Regions from separate parts of the Homo sapiens genome. Here region 1 is linked to region 2. The links are chromatin contacts, found by Hi-C or POLR2A ChIA-PET in ENCODE. All regions are on one chromosome and are shown on one strand. Each heading gives the region's core, a stretch centred on a gene start or an enhancer-like site at or near the end of the contact. The rest is flanking DNA. Distances are from core to core; before and after follow the strand shown. Region 1 overlaps LOC107985960 (a long non-coding RNA gene). Region 2 overlaps LOC107985960 (a long non-coding RNA gene).

The links. Hi-C counts contacts between places; a loop is a spot of excess contacts on that map. ChIA-PET counts read pairs that join two places held with the same protein, here RNA polymerase II (POLR2A). Pooled maps may share reads with other maps.
Region 1: a loop to region 2 is called in a map of GM18951, with 2.7 times the contacts of the local background. The contact joins two enhancer-like sites. A Hi-C loop is called at or near these places in 1 of 168 maps with a recorded cell type or tissue (GM18951) and 2 of 50 pooled maps. POLR2A ChIA-PET finds 5 or more read pairs at or near these places in 5 of 52 experiments (AG04449, CD8-positive, alpha-beta memory T cell, H1 and 2 more).

What each region holds. Positions count from the first base shown.
Region 1 is chr2:172,356,227-172,360,972 of GRCh38, reverse strand. All of the region lies in intron 4 of LOC107985960 (a long non-coding RNA gene), which reads right to left. Among named protein-coding and RNA genes, the nearest start is that of ITGA6, 69 kb to the left of the region's middle. Within about 2 kb of position 3,299, at least 3 of the 41 ENCODE cell types and tissues checked have a DNase peak (open chromatin) inside an H3K27ac peak, as active enhancers do.
Region 2 is chr2:172,308,672-172,313,748 of GRCh38, reverse strand. All of the region lies in intron 3 of LOC107985960 (a long non-coding RNA gene), which reads right to left. Among named protein-coding and RNA genes, the nearest start is that of ITGA6, 120 kb to the left of the region's middle. Within about 2 kb of position 1,713, at least 4 of the 41 ENCODE cell types and tissues checked have a DNase peak (open chromatin) inside an H3K27ac peak, as active enhancers do.

The sequences.
Region 1 (4,746 bases), core at 2,050-4,549, 46 kb before region 2:
GACTAACATGAAGGAAACAATGTCTCTACTAAAAATACAAAATTAGCCAGGTGTGGTGGCACATGCCTATAATCCCAGCTACTTGGGAGGCTGAGGCAGGAGAATCGCTTGAACCCAGGAGGCAGAGGTTGCAGTGAGCCGAGATCACGCCATTGCACTCCAGCCTGGCAACAGGGCGAGACTCTGTCTCCAAAAAAAAAAGATTTTACTTTCTCCTTCCACTCAAGAAAAGATCCTAGGTGGATGCATAACAGAGCAGGCACTGTTGAAATCCCTTGAGTTGAACCATGAGACTTCTGAGGGGCTGGCCCCGGTCCCTGGGAGGATGTGGGAACAGTGCGAGCTGGGGCACCCATGCTAAGCTGAGTCCCTTTGGTGATGGGCTATGCATGAGGCCACAGGATTTGGAGAACTGAGCTTGGCCATGAGCACCAGCCAATGACCCCACACTAGGGGATTAGGGAAGTGAGGCAGGCAAGATGGAAGCAAGGGGAATGGGCTAACCCCGGGCAAACTTTATAGCCACATGCCAGCCAAGCCTACCTGCACTCATTCTTCCTATGTTAAAATCTTTATAGGGATCCTACACACTCATCTGTTTCTATAGTTTTGCATATTGGGTAGTCTAACTTTATTCCTTGGTGGATTCCCTTTAGAAAAATCCAATTTTATCTTAGATTTATGTCACACTGTCTGTTTTGGCTACTTCGGTGCTGGTGACAGATTCCAGGAACCAGCTAGCCTTGTCCCACCTCTTAGTCAGGGTGTATGAAGGGCAGGGGGTGGTGGTGGGAAGCAACAAGAACACCAGCTCATATTGTATAGCATGGCCTCATATTTTATCACATTTAACCCTTACAACACTGTAAAATAAATATGATGGCCCCTATTTTACAAATGAGGAAACTAAATATAGAGATTTAGAGAAATAAATAGACCACAGATTCCAGGTAAAGCCCAGGGGCATTGGGTCTGATAATGAGGTGAAACCAGAAGGAGGTATTATAGGTTGAATTTGTGTTCCCCACAAAAAGACATATTGAAGCCCTAACCCCTGCTCCCTAGAATGTGATCTTATTTGGAGACAGGGTCTTTACAGATGTCATCAAATTACAATGAGGTCATTAAAGTGAGCCCTAATCCAATATGACTGGTGCCCTTATAAAAAGGGGGAATTTACTCCGGGCGCAGTGGCTCACACCTATAATCCCAGCACTTTGGGAGGCCGAGGCAGGCAGATCACAAGGTTGGGAGACCGAGGCGAGGCCATCCTGGCTAACACAGTGAAACCCCATCTCTAACAAAAATACAAAAAATTAGCCACACATGATGGTGGGCGACCGTAGTCCCAGCTACTCGGGAGGCTGAGGCAGGAGAATCGCTTGAACCCGGGAGGCAGAGTTTGCAGTGAGCCGAGATGGCACCACTGCACTCCAGCCTGGGCAACAGAATGAGACTCTGTCTCAAAAAAAAAAAAAAAAAAAAGGTGGTGGTAGAATTTGGACACGGAGATCAACACCCATAGAGGGAAGACAATGTGAAGAGGCCCTGGGAGAAGGAGAGAGGTGTGGAGCAGATCCTTCCTGCACAGCCCTTGGGAGGAACCAATGCTCCTGCACCTTGATCTTCACCCTCCAGCCTGCAGCACTGTGAGGTAAAAACCTTCTGTTGTTTAAGCCACCCAGTTTGTGGCGTTTTGTCACGGCAGCCCTAGAAAACTAATGCAGGAGGGAAAGAATGGTGGGAATGTGGACACGGATCCTCCATCTTGGGAAGGGCAGGATGTGGACATCGTTGGGGAAACTTCCCAGCCTCCCAGCCACAGGGCTCAGCTCGGATCACCAGCCAGCACCCTGAGGGAGACTGCACAGGTGGCTCTGAGTTTCACATGGATGAAACGGTTGCCACCCTGGGAGGGAACTCCAGCTTGAGTGACAGCCCCAGGAGCCCCCTTGTACCTGAAAGGTGCTGGCCATTGTGGGCACAAGGACATAAAAGTGAACTGCATGAGGGAGGGGTGGGTGTGCTGGCGCAGACTTGACCGTGCATCTTGGCCTCCTGCCCTATGACTCCATCCCTTCCCTCACTCCAACTGCCTGGGATCACTTCCCAAATAAACTGGCATGAAATGCGGCTATTCTGAATTGAGCTGTGCTAGAAATAAAAAATATGCACCACGTTTCAAAGAATGAACAAAGAACACAAAATCCCTCCTCATATTAGTTTTCCAGGGCTGCTGCAACAACCACAAATTCGGTAATTTAAAATGATAAAAGCTTATTCTCTCCCAGTTCTGGAGGCCAGAAGTCTGAAACCAAGATGTTAACAGAGCCTCCTAATTCTTGGACGCCCCCAGGAATTCCCTGGCTTGTGGCTGCATAATTCCCATCTCTGCCTCTGTCTGCACTTGGCCTTTACCTCTCTGTCTCTGTATTTCCTCCTCTTCTCTTATAGGGACACTTGTCATTGGACTTAGGGCCCACTCTGATAATCCAGGATGATGTCACCTTGAGATCCTAAATTTAATTACATCTGCAAAGACCCTTCTTCCAAATAAGGTCACATTCACTGGTTCCAGGGGTTAGGACATGGACACAACTTTTGAAGGACCACATTTCAACCCATTATACTCCTTAACATATATATATATATTTTATGTTGACCACATGTCACATTAGTTTACTAGGACTGCCATAACGAAATACCACTGATTGGCTGGCTTAAACAACAGGAATATATTTTCTCACATTTTGATTATGTTGGGTTAAATGCAATCTACTATTTACTCTTGAATTAAAAAGGAAGGCTGGGGGCATCTTAAACACTCCTTCACAAATTTGCCCAGGGTCTACCCTTATGTTTCCCATTGCCCGCTCTCCTCCCCAAACCCTGACCAGGGCAAGGGCTGTTAATGGGAAAACTTGGGATCTGGGTTTCTGGGCAGTTTTGAGGAGCACCTGGAAAAAGGAAGCTAGGGAGAAGGTCCTGGTGCTGTTATTACTGAGGAGCTTTCCAGGACAGAAAAAGGATACCTAATAACTTGAATGTAAGTACATGTTGTGCAACCACGACTTCACTCCAAATGCACCCTGTATCTGCACGTCTTGAGTGAAGTCTACCACACACCCACATGTCTTATATGAGCAGTTTCCTTAAAGAAATCAAGGAAAGAGTCTGGTTGGCATGGGCTGAAGAGGAGAGCAGCCAGAGGTGGGGTGTGTGTGAGCCCAAGGCCAGCTGGAGGAGGCCTTGGAACCACAAGTGGCCATGAAAGCCCTGAAGCTTTGCAAAGATCTTTGGGAGGAGGCCTCCGACTTCCCACAGGATGTGTGACAGGGGCTCGAGTTAATTTTATTTTAAATCTCAAAGGACAGGGTGACGTCAACTGACATCTGGGTTGCACTTGTTATCAAGGAGTTGAAATGAAGACAGAGGAGGCATGCTTATCAGATTTGTGGAGGACAGGAAGCTGAAAGGAACAGCAAACACCCAATTACAATCCCCAAAAGTCTCAACAAGCTAGAATGCCAGCCTGAATTTAATAAGAGAAAACTTAATAAGGATGAGGGAATGTCCTGCACTTGAGAAAAATAAATAAATAAACCAAAATAAAACAAACTGTCCATGCAAAACACATGAAAATGGGTCAGGGGTTTAACTCAGATGAGGGCACCTGAAAAGCTGAATTTGAAGCTGTTCTGATAGAAAAATGAGATGCAAAGGAGGGAATAGGTAATCAGTTCCATTTTTCCTGGTTAGACCCCTGGAATATCAACTTCAGGTCTGCCTACCGTCCAGTTAGAAGGATGCAAACCAGAGTGCATTCAGAGAATAAATGGCTAGCGTGATTCACACAACCCCGGACTGCATAATGTAGGAATAGTGCTGTTTAGCTGGAGAAGACAAGAGTATTAGTCCATTTTGCATTGCTAAAAAGGGATACGTGAAACCAGGTAATTTATAAGGAAAGAAGATTTATTTTGGCTCGCAGTTTTGCAGACTGTACAAGAAGGATGGCACCAGCATCTGCCTCTGGAGTGAGGGCCTCAGGAAGCTTACAATCATGGTGAAAGGCAAACAGGGAACGGGTGTGTCACATGGTGAGGAGAAAGCAAGACAGAGGAGGAAATCCCAGACTCTTTTTAACAATCAAATCTCACATGAAGGGAAGGCATTGCCACTGGGAGGGCACACCAAGCTGTTCATGAGGGATCCGCCCCCATGAAGCAAATACCTCCCACCAGGCTCCACCATGACCTCCAACATTCGGGATCACATGTCAACATGAGATTTGGAGGGGACAAACATCCAAACCATATCAATAAGCTTCAGAGTGACTCAAGAATTCTCTATAAACATCTACAATTCTCCTGCATGGAGAAAGACTGGGCTTGTCATGTCTGGCTCTGAGGAGTGAACTCAGGACAGTGAGTGGATACTTCAGGGAGAAATTGGAGTAATGTATAATGAAGAAACCCGATGTGCCCATTAGTATTGATTTAACTGTAAGTAACAGAAAACCTGATTAATAATGACTTAACCAAAGAAAAATTTTTGCCACTTAAAAAGAAGCCTAGAAGTAACCTGTGGTTAAGGCTCTCCAACCTTCTTCTCCACCATCCTCAGTGTTGGCCTCATCCTTCTGTCTGTGGCCTCATGGTCACAAGATGGCTGCTGAAGTTCTAACAGCACAAGTCTGCACTCAAAGTGAGGGAGGAGGGTGACAGCGAGAGGGTAGCCAAGGTA
Region 2 (5,077 bases), core at 464-2,963:
AATATAAATGTATAAATGGTGCTTCTATAACAGGATGCCAAGAAGCCCAGAGTCCAGAGAATCTCCTGGGCCCTAAAACCCGGGCTGGCCCAGGCCCTTCAGTTTAGCCTTGAGTCCTGGGTCCAGTCGTGTGCACTGATTGATCAAGGGCCAGTAGTCCATGGTGAAAGAAGGATCTCAAGGCAGAGTTAAGCTCTCCCTCAGAGACCTTGCTACAGCCACACTTAAAACCAGCTCTAGGCAGCTGTGTCCCTGGAGATCCTCTCCCTGGCCGGGCACTACATCCCATTCCATTTCTGTCCTGCCATTCTTTGAGGCCAGGGGAAGACCTGCCTCTCTATAAAGCCTCTCTTGACCACCCCCACGGGAGGCTCTCACTTCTATCGCCCTTCAATCGCTGCGACTGTTACTGTGGACACTGTCTCCTCAGCAAGAGCGTGAGGCACTCAGCTCCTTGGTCTCTTCTCGCATGAAGCATGCTGCTGACATGTGGGAGACACCAGGGCTGTTGAATCAAGAGAGACCGTGTTGTTCCATCCTCCCCTAGACACCACAGTCCAATTCCCGAAAGGACCCAATGTTTCCTGTAGCTGATCACAGGTAGCTGAGTGCCCAGAGGATGGTAAAATAATTTCCATTAAGTATGGACTTCCAGTAAGGATGGACTTACTGCAGTCCATATGGGGTCAAACTCTGAATATGAGCAAGTCTTGCTTCCTTAGTCTCCCTCCCTCCTTTCACCCTCAGCCTTGTTCATGCCTACCGACCTCATCACCAGCATCACCAAGACCTCACAGCCATGAGGTCCCTGAAGTCTGCCCTTTGTTCTGGGAAAGTGGCATAAAATTTTTTTTTTTTTTTTTTGAGACGAAGTCTTGCCTTGTCACCCAAGCTGGAGTGCAGTGGCGTGATCTCAGCTCACTGCAATCTCTGCCTCCGGGGTTCAAGCAATTCTCCTGCCTCAGCCTCCTGAGCTGAGATTACAGGCACTCTCCATCATGCCCGGCTAATTTTTGTATTTTTAGTAGAAACGGGGTTTTACGACGTTGGCCAGGCTGGTCTCAAACTCCTGATCTCAGGCGATCCACCCACCTCGGCCTCCCAAAGTGCTGGGATTACAGGTGTAAGCCACCACGCCCAGCCAATTCTTTTTTCCAAGTAAAGCCCTCATTAGAAAAACAAACGTCTCGCCTGCTCATATTATAACATTTCACAGCATAATTTTGGTATATTTTTATGCTTTTAAAACCTCTTCCCACCAAGGATGAAGAAGAGGTGGAGCAAAGTGAGTGAAGAGATGGATATTTCTGTTACAAACAGGCAAGTTAATGCCTCTCAGAAACGACTGAAGGGGCCTGAAAGGCCTGGAAGAGTAAATGGACCTCCCTAAAGGTACCAGGTCTCCCAGAAGGCAGTGGCCATAGGCCAGCCACTCACAAGGGCCTGGCACTATACAACTGGCCCTGAGCCCATGCAGGGCAGGAACCGGAGGGATCCTCTCCCCCTCGGTATCAAGGTAGGAGCCAATTTGTAGGCAGCCACTTGGGCTCCATTGGGCCACTGAGTACCTTGTCTCACCCATATGTTTTCCCTTTCCTTACAAAGCTGTTTCCTCAGAGGGTTCAGTGAGGAAACTCCTGAATAAACAGAGAGCATGCTGTTGGCCCAAGTTCTCTGAGGTGCACCCCAGGGACACAACCCTGGGCTGAGCCTACTTCCAGGCCTCTTGCCAGCCCTCCTGCCAGTCACAACTGTTGTTTCCATGAAGTAGCTTCTTTCATCTCCACTTACTTCACCCTCTGAAGGAAAAGCTTATGTCTCCAAACAGCAAGGCAGAAGAAATCTCTGAGGCAGATGTCTACCAAAGGTGCTGCAGCCCTCTGCCCTCTCTTCCAGAAGGCCCTCCCCAGCGACAGAACAATGGCTCCAATCATGCCAGGGAGCTCCACAGGCCTCCAGGCTGCCTTCCTTTCAGTGTCTGTTTAGTTCAAGGGCCTCGTCTTGTGTGAGGGGTGTGGGGTGGGCAAAAAGCTGCTGACATGAAAGGCCACAGAGGCACAGACATGGCTGTTATCTCTATTTTACAGATGGTAAAGCTAAGGCTCAGAGATCATATAGCTGAGAATGGACAGAACCAGAAGTCCAGCCCATGTTTGTCTGATTTGAAATCCCAGATCTTAACCATGACCCTCTGTCCATGGTGGACCGTTTGGATACATGGGGCCAGTGCCACAAACCAGGTTCATCGTGTGGACAGGAAGGGCCCTGCCAAACTCAAGGATTGGCTCAAGAAATAAATGGGCTGCACCTCAGAAAGGGGGCCAGGGAAAGTGGGTTTTGGTGGCAGCAGATGACCCCATTCTTTGCCAATATTATCATTGCTGTTTTGCTCTTGAGTTTCAGAAATTCAAGAAATAGTAGACAATGTCTACCACTTGCTGGTGCAATCTTGAGCAATTTACCTACTCTCTGCATGCCTCATTTTTCCTCATCTGTAAAATGGAAATATTAAGAGCCCCTATCTCATAGGGTGGTTGTGAGGATCAAGTGAGTTAATATGTGCAAACACCCAGAACAGTGCCTGGCACTTGGTAAGCACTGTATATTGCTGATGAGATCACCACCATCCCCATCTTCATCCACATTACCATCACCTTGGTCTAACACCTCCCTCATATCTCTCCAGGCATTATCAAGCCCTCTTGCTTATTGCTCCCAGAGCTGTTAATGACACCTTTAATAGAGTCCTCATCACTTTGTATCGATGCACTGAATATGAGAAGGATCATAATTTTCCATCTCTGTATCTCCAGTGCCTTCTACAGTGCCTAGCATATAGTCGGTATGCAATAAATGTGTCGAGTACATGCAACATGGTACTTAATTCTAAAAATATGGCTTTCAGACAAGTCACAAAGCCTATTTTTTTTTTCTTTTTGAGACAGGGTCTCACTCTGTCGCACAGGCTAGAGTACAGTGGCACGATCATAGCTCACTGCAGCCTCAAAGTCCTGGGCTCAATCTATCATCTCGCCTCAGCTCCCTGAGCAGCTGGGACTATAGGAGCATACCACCACACCCACGTTTTTCTTTTTCTTTTTTTAAATAGAGATGAGTTCTCCCTATGGTGCCCAGACTGGTCTTGAACTCCTGGGCTCAAGCTTCGGCCTCCCAAAATTGTGAGCCACCACATTTTGCCAAGGTCATCTGATTTTTATAAGATTTAAAAATATGTCTCCCCAGACATACAGATAAGAAGTACACACGATAATATGTGACAATAAAATTGAAAGGGTTTGAAATTGTCAAGTAGGCCAGGCGTGGTGGTTCATACCTGTAATCCCAGCACTTGGGAGGCCAAAGCAGGAGATCACTTGAGCCCAGGAGTTTGAAATTAGCATGGGAAACATGCTAATTTTTGTATGTTTAGAAACCCTGTTTCTACAAAAAAAAAATTTAAAATTAGCAGGGCATGGTGGTGTGTACCTATAGCCTCAGATACTTGGGAGGCTGAGGTGGGAGGATCTGTTTGAGCCCAGGAGTTCAAGGCTGCAGTGAGCCAGGATCAGGCTACGGCACTCTAGCTTGGGCCACAGAGCAAGACTCTATCTCAAAAATAAATAAACAAATAAATAAGTAAAAATAAATAATAAATTGTGAAGTGTTGAAGACGTAAGAAATTTCCATTGTGATAATCATTGTATCAAATAATACTAACAAACCCCATCTGAGGTCCTGATGACCTAGAGATCCTCTCCCTCTTCAGCATTTAAAGACTCAGAAGTAGATATGGTTCCTGAGAAATAGCCCCATGAATGTTGCCCTAAATAAAACACTTTTCCAGGCTGGAGGCAGTGGCTCATGCCTATAATCCCAGCACTTTGGGAGGCCAAGGCAGGTGGATCGCTTGAGTTCAGGAGTTTGAGACCAGCCTGGGAAACGTGGCAAAACCCTGTCTCTACAAAAAATACAAAAATTAGCCAGGCATGGTAGGAGGATACTTGAGCCCGAAAAGTTGAGGCTGCCATGAACTATGACTGCGCCACTGCACTCCAGTTTAGGCAACAGAGTGACACACTGTCTCAAAAGAAAAAGGAAAACAGCCAGGCACGCAGTGGCTCACGCCTGTAATCCCAGCACTTTGGAAGGCTGAGGCAGGCGGATCACGAGGTCAGGAGATCGAGACCATCCTGGCTAACATGGTGAAACCCCCTCTCTACTAAAAATACAAAAAATTAGCTGGGCGCCGTGGTGGGCGCCTGTGGTCCCAGCTACTCGGGAGGCTGAGGCAGGAGAATGGCGTGAACCTGGGAGGTGGAGCTTGCAGTGAGCCAAGATCACGCCACTGCACTCCAGCCTGGTGACAGAGTGAGACTCTGTCTCAAAAAAAAAAAGGAAAGAAAAAGGAAAGCAACTTTTCTAAGGAATCACCATCATTTGGAATGTTTTAAAATGAGCTTTTCAAAGACAGACTCCACAAATCGATTCATGAACTATTAATTGAGCACCTATGTGTGCCAGGCACAGGATCTACAAATATGAGTTAACATCAGGTGCCTACTTCTAAGGACTCTGCTCTCTAGTAAGGGAAACAGACACCTGATCCAATCATTCTTATACAATATGGAGGGTGATAAATAAAGACATACCCACTGTGTTCAGACTGCAGAGGAGGGACCCAATTCGGAGGTCTGTGGATTTTGAAATGGAAGTAGAGATTGGCCTAGGACAAAGGGTGCATGTTGAAGTTCTTTTCTGGGCAGCTATGGTTCAGAGACACCCAGGATTCCTAAGCACACTGCTGCACATTCTAAGAAGGCACAACTATTGCTATTGCAAGCCATGTTTAAGAGGCCAGCAAGAGGAAGCCTCCTCCTGGGCGTGCACTGGAGCTGCTGGCCTGGGGCGCGTACTCCATCCCAATACCCAGGACATAGGTATCTTTGCTCAAACAAAGCCCGTGCTGTTCCCGGCTGCCACAGGCTTCCCAGCAGCCCCAAAGCCCTCCCCACTGGGTCTATAAATAATAATTGAATGTCGTCCACCTCACCTTGAAAATGCTCACCACTACCCATGC